Regions from separate parts of the Homo sapiens genome. Here region 2 is linked to region 1. Evidence: chromatin loops called from intact Hi-C (ENCODE). Cell type or tissue: PC-9. All regions are shown on one strand.

Evidence for each region. A loop is a pair of places that touch in the nucleus more often than their neighbours do. Peaks named below come from ENCODE experiments on the same cell type or tissue, not always from the same donor. Only the 100,000 strongest peaks of a DNase experiment are listed, where the experiment ranks them.
Region 2: it touches region 1 in a loop (2.4-fold over the local background); 1 of 110 quality-filtered maps calls a loop at or near these places.

Annotation. Positions count from the first base shown.
Region 1 is chr12:119,563,321-119,567,320 of GRCh38, forward strand. The region is part of intron 1 of PRKAB1-AS1 (PRKAB1, TMEM233 and CCDC60 antisense RNA 1); the gene reads right to left. Among named protein-coding and RNA genes, the nearest start is that of TMEM233, 28 kb to the right of the region's middle. In PC-9, no CTCF peak of the experiment used is centred here; a DNase peak (open chromatin) is centred at 2,271.
Region 2 is chr12:119,647,379-119,651,378 of GRCh38, forward strand. All of the region lies in intron 1 of PRKAB1-AS1 (PRKAB1, TMEM233 and CCDC60 antisense RNA 1), which reads right to left. It also overlaps a transcript of TMEM233 not described here. Among named protein-coding and RNA genes, the nearest start is that of PRKAB1-AS1, 19 kb to the right of the region's middle. In PC-9, CTCF peaks have their summits at 2,006 (motif pointing left) and 2,206; no DNase peak of the experiment used is centred here; H3K27me3 peaks cover 922 bases.

The sequences.
Region 1 (4,000 bases):
GGGCGAAAGAGCAAAACTCCGTCTCAAAAAAAAAAAAAAAGAGAGAGAAAGACAATGGTGAGCAAGATGGACATGGTCTTGAACCTCACAGATAAATATTCAACAAGTACGTACTTGTGGATTCCAATGGATGTGACAGTCTAGTAAGAGTTTTGGCAAACTTTTTCTGTAAAGGAACAGAAAATAAATATTTGAGACTTTGTGAGTCGTATGGTCTCTGCTGAACTCGGCCATGGTGGTGTGAAAGCAGTCACAGACAATGCATAAACAAACAGGCAATGCTGTGTTCCCATTAAGCTTTATTTAAGGATACTGCAATTTGAATTTCATACAATTTTCACATGTCAGAGACTATTATTCTCTTTTTTAGCTACTTAAAAATGCAAAAATTATTCTTAGTTCTCAGGTCATACAAAAACAGGTGGCAGGATGGATGTGGACCATGGGGTGTGGTTTGGCTACTCCTGGTTGAAGGTTAGGCCTAAGACATACATAATAATAATTAATTAAAAATAAGCCGGGCGCAGTGATTCACACCTGTAATCCTAGCACTTTATGAGGCTGAGGTGGGTGGATCACCTAAGGTCAGGAGTTCGAGACCAGCCTGGCCAACATGGCGAAACCCCGTCTCTACTAAAAATACAAAAATTAGCTGGGCGTGGTGACGGGTGCCTGTAATCCCAGCTACTTGGGAGGCTGAGGCAGAGAATCACTTGAACCAGGGAGGCAGAGATTGCAGTGAGCCGAGATCACACCACTGCACTCCAGCCTGGGCAACAGAGCAAGACTCTATCTCAAAAATAATAATAATAATAATAACAATAAATAAAAATAGCTTATGGTCTTGAGCACAGGTCTAAGTGCCAGGTGCTATGCCAAGTATGCTTTGCTATAATGATATTACACTTATAATTTGGAATTTTTTTTAGAGCTCTGTCACTCAGGCTGGAGTGCAATGGCACAATTAGAGCTCATTATAACCCTGAACTCCTGGGCTCAAGCGATCCTCCCACCTCAGCCTCCTAAGTAGCTGGGGCTACTGGCAGATGCCACCATACCCAGCTGATTTCTTTAAATTTTTTGTAGAGATGAGGTCTGACTATGTTGCCCAGGCTGGTCTTGAACTCCTGGCCTCGAGCAATCCTCCCACCTCAGCCTTCCAAAGCACTGAGATTACAAGCATGAGCCACTGCACCCAGCCTATAAATTGGCTTTCTTCTCAACTTTCTTGAGTGAGAAAGAAGAGAGGGGTATTGCACTAATTTTCCAAGAATTTAGCATAACTGGGTGGTGTCATCCTGTCTCTTCAAAGAAAATGTCAAAATGACTGCCCTGGGCACCTCCTCTCAAGCTCTCCAAATGCCAAGCAAGAAAGGATCATTGGGTCCAATCTTGCCACTCTCTCTATATATATTTTAAAAACTATTTAGTGGCTGGGCACGGTGGCTCACACCTGTAACCCCAGCACTTTGGGAGGCTGAGGCAGGCAGATCACCTGAGGTCCAGAGTTGGAGACCAGCCTGGCCAACATGGTGAAACCCAGTCTCTACTAAAAATACAAAAATTAGGCCGGGCGCGGTGGCTCACACCTGTAATCCCAGCACTTTGGGAGGCCGAGGCGGGTGGATCACGAGGTCAGGAGATCGAGACCATCCTGGCTAACACGGTGAAACCCCGTCTCTACTAAAAAATACAAAAAATTAGCCGGGCGTGGTGGTGGGCGCCTGTAGTCCCAGCTACTTGGGAGGCTGAGGCAGGAGAATGGCGTGAACCCGGGAGGCGGAGCTTGCAGTGAGCCAAGATTGTGCCACTGCACTCAAGCTTGGGCGACAGAGCGAGACTCTGTCTCCAAAAAAAAAAAAATTAGCCAGGCGTGGTGGTGCGTACCTGTAATCCCAGCTACTCAGGAGGCTGAGGTAGGAGAATAGCTTGAACCCAGAAGGTGGAGGTTCCAGTGAGCTGAGATTGCACCACTGCCCTCCAGCCTTGGAGACAGAGTGAGACTCTGTCTCAAAAAAATAAAAATAAATAAATACATATATGTTTTTAAAAACCTATTTAGACAGAATTAACGGAAAATGCACCCAAACATAGCAACCATCCTGCCACCTCTGGTGACTCCATTTACCACCAGTTCCCCTTGCCCCAGTGACCATCTAACTTCTGGTCACAAATTGGCAAAAGGGATCACAGAAAACCAAGTGGCCTTGGGTCACCAGACCATCCTGCCCAACAAGGCAACCTTTGCTAAGAGTGACTCACTGTGGCAGAGAGGCAAGTTTAACAGGCATCTGGGCAGGAAGCACTGCCCTGTTTATTGATGGCAAACTGTTTGCCAGAGTAAGAGCTCTTTGGGGACTTCTGAAGGTGTTTGGCAAGCCCCAGTCCCGAAGGCTACTGTGCGCTAAGAAAGGACCTGTGGGCCTCTGAAAACTCAGCAGCTAAAAGGTCACCGCCCCAGAAGCCTATTAAGGAAACAGCATGAAAAGTTCTCCATCCCAGGAGGATGCATGGGAGCGAGCTACCATGTCTTTTTTTTTTTTTTTTTTTTGAGACCGAGTTTCGCTCTTATTGCCCAGGCTGGAGTGCAGTGTCACGATCTCAGCTCACTGCAACCTCCGCCTCCCAGGTTCAGGCGATTCTCCTGCCTCAACCTTCCTGAGTAGCTGGGATTATAGGCACGCACCACCATGCATGGCTGATTTTGTATTTTTAGTAGAGATGGCGTTTCTCCATGTTGGCCACGCTGGTCTCGAACTCCCAGCCTCAGATGATCCACCCGCCTCAGCCTCCCAAAGTGCTGAGATTACAGGCATGAGCAACCAAGCCCAGCCTACCACGTATCTCTTTAAGAGATGCCCCTCCTCTAGGAGTAAGTCACGCCCTCGACCCCATTCCCTGTAACTTCTCCCTTGGAGAAGTTCTCCCTTAGAGCAATTTGCAAAACTGTAATTCGGTATGTGTGTATATTTTATACCCACACGGCTTCAAGTTCTGTAAGTGTGTTTGCTGTGCTGTAATCCACTTAGCACAGTGCCAGACGCATGATAAAAACCTGTTGACCACATGAGATATCACCTCACACCCATGAGGATGGCTATAGTCAAAAGAAATTGAAAATAACAAATATTAGTGATGATAGGGAGAAACTGGAACCCTTGTGTACCATTGGTGAGAATGTAAAATAGTGTAGCTGTTACAGAAAACAGTATGGCAGTTCTTCAAAACATTAAAAAGAGAGTTGAAAGCACGGCCTCAAAAAGAGACTTGTATACCTATTTTCATAGCATTATTCACAACAGCCAAAAGGTGGAAGCAACCGAACTGTCCACCGACAGCTATTTAGGTTTGTGAAACAAAACCCAATCCAAGCCCACTCAAGCAAAAAAACAAAAATTCATTGGCTCAAATGAAAAAAAAGAAATCCAAAGATAGATGTTTCAGCCATAGCAGGATCCAGGTGTTCAAAATGGAAGATTTCAACACATATCTTGCAGTAACTGAGTCTTTGAACAACACAATTTAAAAATCTGATTTAATAGATATATACAGAACCCAGTACCCAACAATTAGAGAACACACATTCTTCTCAATTACATATGAAACAGTTACAAAAAGTGACCACATTTCAGGCAGTAAAGTGTTTCAACAACTTTCAAAGAATCAATGTCATATAGATTATGATCTCTGATCAGAATGTAATGGAGTCGATAACAAAAAGAAAACAAAAAATGTTGACCTTAGAGAATGTGCTTCTCAATTTTAAAAAGAAGAACATGCTTCTATATAACATGAATCCAAGAAAAATCATAATGAAAATGTACAAATACTTACAATTGAAAATAATGAAAATGCTATAAATTAAAGTTTATGGGATGCATCTAGTGAAGTACTTCAAAAAATGTATATTCTTAAATTTTTATATTAAAAATAAAGGCTAAAAATTAGTGAACTAAGTATCCAGGTTAGGAAGTTATAAATATAACAAAGTAAGCTCAAA
Region 2 (4,000 bases), 84 kb after region 1:
TCCGTTCTTGTAATTTTGCCCTTTCATCCTTGATAGGTGAAATCAGTACCTTTTCCACAACTTTGTTTATTCTTCATTTTTTTTGTCTTCGGAGTAAAAGACCAAGGGACATTAACAAGTTGATGGTCCCCTAGATATGGGCTCTAGTGCCAGCGAGTCTGTTCTCTTCTTCAGTGTCAAAAGGACTGCTCATTCTGGAGCATCTACTCTTCTGGACTAAAATCCAAACTTTTTTTTATTTTTTAACTTCAAGTTCTGGGATACATGTGCAGAACGTGGAGGTTTGTTACGTAGGTATATGTGTGCCATGGTGGTTTGCTGCACCTATCAACCTATTATCTAGGTTTTAAGCCCTGCATGCATTAAGCATTTATCCTAATGCTCTCCCTCCCTTTGCCCCCCACCCCCCCGACAGGCCCCAGTGTGTTATGTTCCCCTCCCTGTGTCCATGTGTTCTCATTGTTCAACTCCCACTTATGAGTGAGAACATGCGGTGTTTTAAAATCCAAACTTTTAATGATACCCCGCAAAGCCCTACATGATCAGACCCTTGGCTGCCTCTCAGATCTCATCTTCTACCTCGCCCCCACTCTACTCAGCTGCAGCCACACACTGGCCCCAAACATGACAAGATCATTCTGGTCTCAAGGCCTTATGTGTGCTGTTTCCTCCATTCATAACACCATTCTCCAGATTTTCACATAGCTGGTCCTTTCTTCCCCATGCCCTAGGTCACAGTTTCTCAGAGAGGATCAACCTAACCCCCATCTCTAAGGCAACCACCCCACCCCTCATCACTTGCTATTACACCACCCTGTTTTACTTCCTCCATGGGGTTTGCCACCACTAACAATATTTTTATTTAACTGTTTACTTATTTATTATCTTCTTTATTATCTATCTCCTCCCCCTAGGATGTTGACCTTGTGAGGGCAGAGACCTTGTCTGTTCTGTTCACTGATGTGTCCCCAGCATCTAGACTAGGGCTTGGCCCATGGCAGATACTCTATAGCTATTTGCTGAATGAGTGAAAGGTTCTTTTCCCCATGTGCCCTTCCTCCTGGCTAATGTCCACTCCTTTATCTCAGATTAAGTGCCTCTTGTTCAGAGGTGCCTTCTCTGATATGCCAACGTTTCAAGAACATGAGGGTCTCCCTTTTGCATGCTCACACTTCCCCGTGGTTTCACTCAAGGTCATATCACAATGGTAGTTAGATGCAGTTTGCACAATTACCATTTAATATCTGTCTTTCCCAGCAGATCATGAGCCCCCATGAGGGCAGGGACCATGTTCATCTTGTTCACCTCTGTCTTCCTGGTCCCTAGCTTGGTACCTGGCACATAAGTTTCCAATAGTTATTTAATGAATGAATGAATTAATTAATTAATTAATGAGGTAGAGAGAAATGGAAGAAGAAAACTGAGTCAAAGCTTCCTCCATCATCATAGCTTTATTTTTACATTGTTATCTGACAAGATTTAAACTTGAATTTTAAAGCAAGATGAAGCTAACCAAGGTATTGGCTGTAAATCCTGTCTCAAAACTTTCTCACATATTCCTTATCGTGATGGTTTAGAAAAAGGAAGAAATGAAAATCGACTTATACCAAAAAATAATTTCAAGAAGATAGAGACCCGGCTGGGCGCGGTGGCTCATGCCTGTAATCCCAGCACTTTGGGAGGCCGAGGTAGGAGGATCACCTGAGGTCAGAACTTCGAGAACAGCCTGGCCAACATGGTGAAACCCAATGTCTACTAAAAATACAAAAATTAGCCGAGAGTGGTGGTGCATGCTTGTAATCTCAGCTACTCGGGAAGCTGAGGCAGGAGAATCTCCTGAACCCAGGTGGCGGAGGTTGCAGTGAGCCGAGATTGTGCCACTGCACTCCAGCCTGGGCCACAAGAGCAAAACTCTGTCTCAAAAAAACAGAAGAAAAGAAAAAGAAAAGGAGAAGAGAAAAGAAGAGAAAAAGAAAAGATAGAGACCCAAATGAACCCCAGCCTCCTTTGTGCCTGGGATGCCCCCTAGTGGAAAAAATGGAGAAAGACAATTTAGAGTGTTCCCTAACAATTTGACAAATATCGTATTTCTTTGCTTTTTATACTCTCTGAGTTAGTGTAGGATCCAGAAACAAACTGGAAGAAAATCACACAGCTTTGATGAAGCAAAGAAGCAAGATGTTCTAGAGTAATAAACTTTCAGTAAAACAAAAACTGAGCAACTGTTGCTTTGGAACCAGATTTTTGGCTGATCTCTGATGGTAATTTTTGGGCTATCTCACTCTAAGACTTATTTCTGATATGGAACTTTTCAAAAATGATGTAGATTCAATTAGTCACACCTCTGTTCCTTAGAAATTCAAGGTGGATAAGATCATCAAATGCCAACACTGGCTCAGCGGGGCTTGTTCTTCAGTCTCTATATTCTACAATTCTAAACTTAGCTCTTCTGTCCCACGGTAGTTGTTTAACTATTAAAAAAAAAAAAAAAAAAAAAGGGCCGGGCGCGTTGGCTCACGCCTGTAATCCCAGCACTTTGGGAGGCCGAGGTGAGCGGATCACGAGGTAAGGAGATCAAGACCACCCTGGCTAACACGTTGAAACCCCGTCTCTACTAAAAATACAAAAAATTAGCCGGGCGCGGTGGCGGGCGCCTGTACTCCCAGCTACTCAGGAGGCTGAGGCAGGAGAATGGCGTGAACCCGGGAGGCGGAGTTTGCAGTGAGCAGAGATGGCGCCACTGCACTCCAGCCTGGGCAATAGAGCAAGACTCCATCTCAAAAAAAAAAAAAAAAGTGGGTAACTATAATAACAAACATTATGGCTTGCTATTTGCCAGACATTCTGCTAAACCTTTGACATGATCTCTCATTTGATCATTATTAACAACCCTAGATATAAATACCATTAACTTCTCTTTGCATCTGAGGAAACTGAGTCATGGAAGAGTTAAATAATTTGTCTGAGGCACAACTGCTGAATGTTGGGCCATTTGATTTTAAAATCCATGATCTTAATCATTACACTCAATTAACTCCCATAAATGATAAACTAACTCTCAGAGTTTAGTTCATAACTAAGCAAAAATAACAGAACTACTTTCTACGCATAACAGCGTGCAATGACCTAATAGCCTATTACCCATTGTCCCTAATTCGTTGCAAACTTGACATAAATTTCTGTGAGATGAACTTTTACGGCCGATTTGCATTAATTATAACACATTCCTTTTGGGATTGCTTATTTGATTTTGTTGTTGTTGTTGTTGTTGTTGTTGTTTTTGAGACGGAGTCTCGCTCTGTTGCCCAGGCTGGGGTGCAGTGGCACAATCTCAGCTCACTGCAACCTTCACCCCCCAGATTCAAGTGATTCTCCTGCCTCAGCCTCCCCAGTAGCTGGGATTACAGGCATGAGCCACCACACCCAGCTAATTTTTGTATTTTTAGTAGCCATCGGGTTTTGCCATGTTGGCCAGGCTGGTCTTGAACTCCTGAACTCAAGTGATCTCCCCACTTTGACCTCCTAAAGTGCTGGGATTACAGGCACAAGCCACTGCTCCCGGCCTGCTTATTCGATATTTAAGAAGCTCTGAGGTCTCACTTCAATGTCTAAGATATATTTTCTATGCACAATAATTAATATACACAGGAAAGAAAAAACAGCTACATTTCTACTGTTGAAGGATATGAGTCCATCCGAGTATACGATTTAGGATGCTTTGGGTTGTAAGCAACAGAAAATCCAACTGGCTTTAATAAGGGCAGTTACCAGTTCTCACAATGGAAAATTTCAGATAGAAGACAAACTTCAAGGTTGGTTTGATTCTGCACATCACAAATTTAATAGGCTATGGCTCTGTTTCCCTTTGATTTTCTCAGCTTTGTCCACCTTTGTGTATTCTTTGACCTCAAACTGGTTTCTCTCATGGGAGTAGCTCTTCAGGCTACAAACTTCCTCATCAATGTCCTGAGAGAAGGAAGGCCTCTCTACCCTAAACCTT